Regions from separate parts of the Mus musculus genome. Here region 2 is linked to region 1. The links are chromatin contacts, found by Hi-C or POLR2A ChIA-PET in ENCODE. All regions are on one chromosome and are shown on one strand. The core of a region is the stretch at or near the end of the contact, and the rest is flanking DNA. Distances in the headings are between cores, read along the strand shown.

Evidence for each region. A loop is a pair of places that touch in the nucleus more often than their neighbours do. ChIA-PET counts read pairs that join two places held with the same protein, here RNA polymerase II (POLR2A).
Region 2: a loop to region 1 is called in a map of heart, with 1.9 times the contacts of the local background. The contact joins the promoter of Zfp748 here to the promoter of Zfp874b in region 1. A Hi-C loop is called at or near these places in 1 of 37 maps with a recorded cell type or tissue (heart). POLR2A ChIA-PET finds 5 or more read pairs at or near these places in 1 of 5 experiments (embryonic stem cell).

What each region holds. Positions count from the first base shown.
Region 1 is chr13:67,482,900-67,485,559 of GRCm38, reverse strand. It overlaps Zfp874b (zinc finger protein 874b), which reads left to right and starts at 1,307. Exons shown (of 4, transcript NM_001076791.2): 1 at 1,307-1,419. The coding sequence starts at 1,414.
Region 2 is chr13:67,551,790-67,554,449 of GRCm38, reverse strand. It overlaps Zfp748 (zinc finger protein 748), which reads left to right and starts at 1,298. Exons shown (of 4, transcript NM_001035231.3): 1 at 1,298-1,419. The coding sequence starts at 1,414. It overlaps 9430065F17Rik (RIKEN cDNA 9430065F17 gene), which reads right to left and starts at 1,248. Exons shown (of 5, transcript NR_131100.1): 1 at 1,197-1,248; 2 at 821-876.

The sequences.
Region 1 (2,660 bases), core at 58-2,557:
CAGCTAGGAGACCGTTGGTTATCTGCAGTTTCTCCTGGTCACGTGGTTCAGCTCCATCTTAGCTGCTGCTTCCTCCTCTCCTGTCATCTCTCCCTCCCCATCTCTCGCTCTCCAAGATCTCCTCTCTCACCTTTCCTCTCCACGGCCCAATCACAGGCTTTTGCTTTTATTGACCAGTAAATGGGGAGAAGATTCACAGGAGAGCACCTGAGTACTTGATCCACCACTCTCCCGGGGGCCACCCCTCTTGAGGATGCAGAATTAACATGAAAATTCAAACAACATCAGGACAACCCACAACACTTACATAAGCTAAAGGTTGAAAATATGGACAAAGGATCTGCGATGGATCTGGGCGATCTTTACTGATAAACAACAGAGAGGAGGACTTTAAAATTGTTCGATACTCCGGAGGCAGAGGCAGGCAGATTTCTGAGTTTGAGGCCAGCCTGGTCTACAAAGTGAGTTCCAGGACAGCCAGGTCTAAACAGAGAAACCCTGTCTCGAAAAATCTAAATAAATAAATAAAATTGTTCGATGATTTAGTCTGTTTCTCTTGACTAACCTCCGACACGAATGGATTCCAATATTCACATGAAAACGATTTCCTGCAGTGGCTTGTGATCTGTGTACGGCTTGTAGTTGATTTCTAGAAGAGCCATTGCACAGGGCATCCAGAGTGATGGCGCTTAAGCCTTGTGGTGATCTCCTGTAAATAATCCGTGATTGTTACCTAAAATCCATGGCATTGTCTTCTTTGGGAATATCAAAAGCTTAGCATAACCTCAGTTATAAAACAATCCTGGTAAACCCGACACATTGGCTGTCAGTCCATCAGAAGCTGATTCCCCGGCGGCTTTTGCTAAAGCTTATCACATCCTGGAGTGTCTCTATCTCTTACCATCTTGGTAACTCAGTACACTGACAAATATTCACACAGGGTGTCAATACAGGAGAACGCGGCTCACTTAAGTATGTGCAGTACTGGGTATTAAGCCAAAGCCTTGAGGCAGTTTCCTCAAATAGCTGTAAATTTCACCGGAAATGAAGAAATTAAGAACTTTGCCAAGAAAATCCTCTGCCCCTTTAAGCTGGACCACAGAAACTGAGGAATGCACTCGGCTCGTTAGAACTGGGCTCAGTTCGTGGCCTCCATGCTTCTTAACTAGGCGACACTAACTAGGTGACAGACATCAATGCAGAAATCCAGGACCATTTTGTAGTACAACTCACTCTCCTAAGACTCCTGCAACGCCATCGCACAGACTTGTGGGAAATGTAGTCTGTAGCACGGTGACGTCACAGATCGGTACTTTGGTAAACAAGAGTTCAGCTTTTGGTAAGCATGTGCGGCTCTTATCCAAAGCTGGGCCAGACTCTGGTCCTGCTGTGCTCTCCCGTTGGATCTCTGACATGGAGGTTGGTCCAGGGTTCAGTCACCCCAGGGTCTGTGCGGGGTGCATAGGTCCGGAGGGAACAGGGACCGGGTGGAATGGAAGCTGGGAGGAGCTGATTTGGAGGAGCTTTCTGGACAGGGCTGGTGAGAGGGCGCTGCGGGGGTTAGTGGGACTGACCTCTGTTTAGACCGACAGAATTCAAGGAATGGAGAAGCTTGTAAGTTCAAGGATTGCCTAGGCAATGTTGGCTGGGTGAAGGTCTTTGCCTGGTCATGGTGATTCTGGGCGTTCACTTTCCAGCTTTCTGGTGGAAGTATTAGCTGGGTCACTCTCACGTGGATGTTACTGGATCGCTCAGTATGTTTAGATAAGAGGAGATCTGGTCCTTTCTGTACTTTATGGCTGTCTGTTACGGAGTTCAGGACCACTGAGAAAGATCACCAAATAAAACTAGGAATTAAAAGGTAAAAAACAAACCAACGAAACAAAACTGCTTTATTTAGAGCCACAATCTCCTTTGCCAGTTTGAGAACTGCTGCAAAAGGGTAGACAGGGGTTGGAATTCTTTAAGTCACAAAACACAGTTGTCTCAACTTGGGATGGTCTGCTTCATAAGGCATTATATTTTTTGTTTGTTTTCTGAGCAAGCACAGCTAAGAGAGATTAAAAAAAGCAGAATGCATGTCCGGTTACTATTGTTTGCTGTTTGTTTTTGTTGCTGTGTTGTACAACGCTCAGTTGGAAATGGAGCTAGTCTTTAATTCATCGCACATGCAGTTATTCTTGTCTTGCTTTGAGGTGACAGAACTTGCTAGGTTCCAGGGTCAGAGTCCTGAAGGGAGCATTGGTGTACGTGATATTTATCCCACTTTCTTTGAAATGAATTGTGGATTTAAAGAAGATTCACTTGGAATAGGAATCCCTCATGGAGGCTGTTCAGTTCCTCACTTGAAAGTAGCTTGACACCCATGTTTGCTAAAAGGATATTGAGCTGTTTCTCTTTTTTTTTTTTTTTTTTTTTTTGGTTTTTTCGAGACAGGGTTTCTCTGTATAGCCCTGGCTGTCCTGGAGCTCACTTTGTAGACCAGGCTGGCCTCGAACTCAGAAATCCGCCTGCCTCTGCCTCCCGAGTGCTGGGATTAAAGCCGTGCGCCACCACGCCCGGCTTGAGCTGTTTCTCAATGGAGGATTAATTAAAATCTTCCTAAGAAAGACAGATTTTAAAAAATTGCCTCCAGGGTTAGGAACCTTAGAGGTTGTAAA
Region 2 (2,660 bases), core at 49-2,548, 69 kb before region 1:
CCACCCTCCCCAACCAGTTATTAAAACTCCTTCTTAAACATTTCAGGGAAGAATAAAAAAGGACACAAGTAAGTTTCTTTCTTTCTTTCTTTCTTTCTTTCTTTCTTTCTTTCTTTTTTTTTTTTTTTTTTTTTTTTTTTTTTTTTTTTTTTTTGGTTTTTCGAGACAGGGTTTCTCTGTATAGCCCTGGCTGTCCTGGAACTCACTGTGTAGACCAGGCTGGCCTCCAACTCAGAAATCTGTCTGCCTTTGCCTCCCAAGTGCTGGGATAAAAGGCATGCGCCACCACTGCCCGGCAGGACACAAGTTTCTTATTAAAAAAAAAAAAAAAAAAAAAAGACTTTCCTTCTCAGCTGAGATTTAGCTTCCTTGTGAACCACTGTCCGTCACGAGTCCAGACTCTTCTTTCTAAAAAGGTTTGTTCTTTGGTCTTTGGCATGACCAGTACAGCACTAGATATTTACGAGGAGATAGGAGGTCCCAATGGTGCCAATCTATCTTTATTCATTCATTCATTATTTCTATGTTCCCAGTTAGATTCTCTGAGTTCTTTACAAGTGAATTCTAGAGAGCTGGGCTTTTAATTTTGTTCTATAATTTTAAATCATATCTGTGCACCTTGACCTGTGCACTACACTGTATGGATTCCAATGTTCACACTAAGACTTTTTTTCCAGCTGTGGCAAACTGGTTATTTTATTTAACTACAGGACGAGATTGTCTATTGTAGTGGTGTATTTATAACTAAAGCCTTCTTCATCCCAGGCAAGCAGGGACTTTACCCCTAAGATGCTCAGTAACCCTTTTTTGTAGTTTGTACCTTTTGCCCAGGTTATCCTTGGATTTGGCATCCTTCTGTCTTAAGCTCCTGAGCATCTGCGAAGACACGGAGTGACAAATAGGCTGATTGTAAAATCATCTTAACAGAAAGTGGTCATTTCCATACAATTTTTTGCTGATTTATTTTAAAGTTAAATTGAGTCAACGTGAATTTTACATATGGAATAAACCTCATAATAAGTAGACTTTGAGTTTTAAATCAGTACAGATTGACCAGAAATAATCAGCAAACATTAGAGTCAAAGGCTCGACTCACATTCAAACATCTCCGGTAGTGAACCCGGGATTTTAAAAGCAGCCCGACTCCCTATGGCTGTCCCAGTGCAAAAAATGCTCGCGTTCCCATCCATCCTCACCTGCAGAGGTGAAGAAACACAGGAAACACACACGTCACCAGCCTGTTTTCCTGGCGCCTCGTCGCACAGACTTGTGGGAAGTGTAGTCTTCCGTTGGATCGCTTCACAAGGAGCCATTGTGGAAACGGCACTTCCGCATTGCGACTGCACTAGTGCATTTTCTCTCAAAGTTGGGCGATTCTCTGGTCCTGCTCCGCGCTCGGCTTGCATCGCTGACATGGAGGTTGGTCCAGGGTGTCGCGTACCGCTGCAGGTCGGAGGGACCGAGGGCGGGTCCGGCCCGGAGGCGGCGGAGGAGGGGTGGCCCGGAGGCGGGAAGAACAGACTTGGTGGAGCCCTGCTGACCTAGGCTGGGCCACAGCGTCTGGAAGCCTGCTGGGGCCGGGGAGAGGGCATGCGGTTGGTGCTGGAAGTGAACGCTCTTGTGAGCTCAGAGTAGCTGCCTGGGTCTCTTATAGAGGCTGTATTGGTAAGAAAGGAATTGGGAATATGAAAATCCAGGATTGCTCGGACAGGCGGGTCTGCTCGTAACCTGTACCTGGAAGTGGTGGTGGTGGACTCATACATCTCAGATTGGCTATGGACCCACGCCTTCCCCGCGCTTGTCAGTTTTCTCAGGACACCTAGACCAAGTGGAGATCTGGCCCCTCCTGTACTTTATAGCCGGCCTAATACTTTTAGTTTGTATTGATAGAAGTTCATAGAGTTACTAGTTTCCAAGGACGGAGAGTTTTGCGAGAGAGATTGATGCATGGGATGTTAATCCCATTTTCATTGGAACAGAGATTTATGGACTGCCGTTTTAAATAGGAATACTTAATGATCACTGCTGTGACCTGAATCCTCAGACTAACACCCCCATGCAGAGCTAGAATGATCCCCTAAAGGAAAAGATTCTAGCTTTGCAAAACAAGAAATTACTGATCCTGCACTGTACTGGAGAAGAATAACTCATCCAATTCCATTGGGAATTATGATGCCATTAGTTTGTGGGAGATGAGTTGGCTAGAGGCTACAAGGGTGTCTAGGGATTGACTGTAAGGGGACAGAGGTGCTTGAGTTTCTCTGGGAAAGAGAAATAGTCCTGCCTACCTGACCGGATGCTTACAGTGCTCTCTGATCGATCCCATGGTTTTCTCCCGTCGTTGTCCACTGCATACTGTGTCTAAAACTGTCACTAGTTGTGGGATCTGTGTTCCACGAGTGCCCTTAAACAGTTCGTCCGGAACCGTTTCTCCCAAGTTTTTATACTGGGTCAAAAGAGTAAGAGATGACTTTAAGAGCTATGGTTCACTCGGGATCCTGTAGTTTTTTCACAGTGGGCTGCTCACATAGTCTTTTGTTTGTACAAGTGAAAATATGAGGGAAGGAATTACTCATTTTAGAAACTCACATATAGTGACGTTGTTGTATTACACATGTCGTCCTTACAAAGACTCTGATAGGAAAGTTTGCAGGATGGCG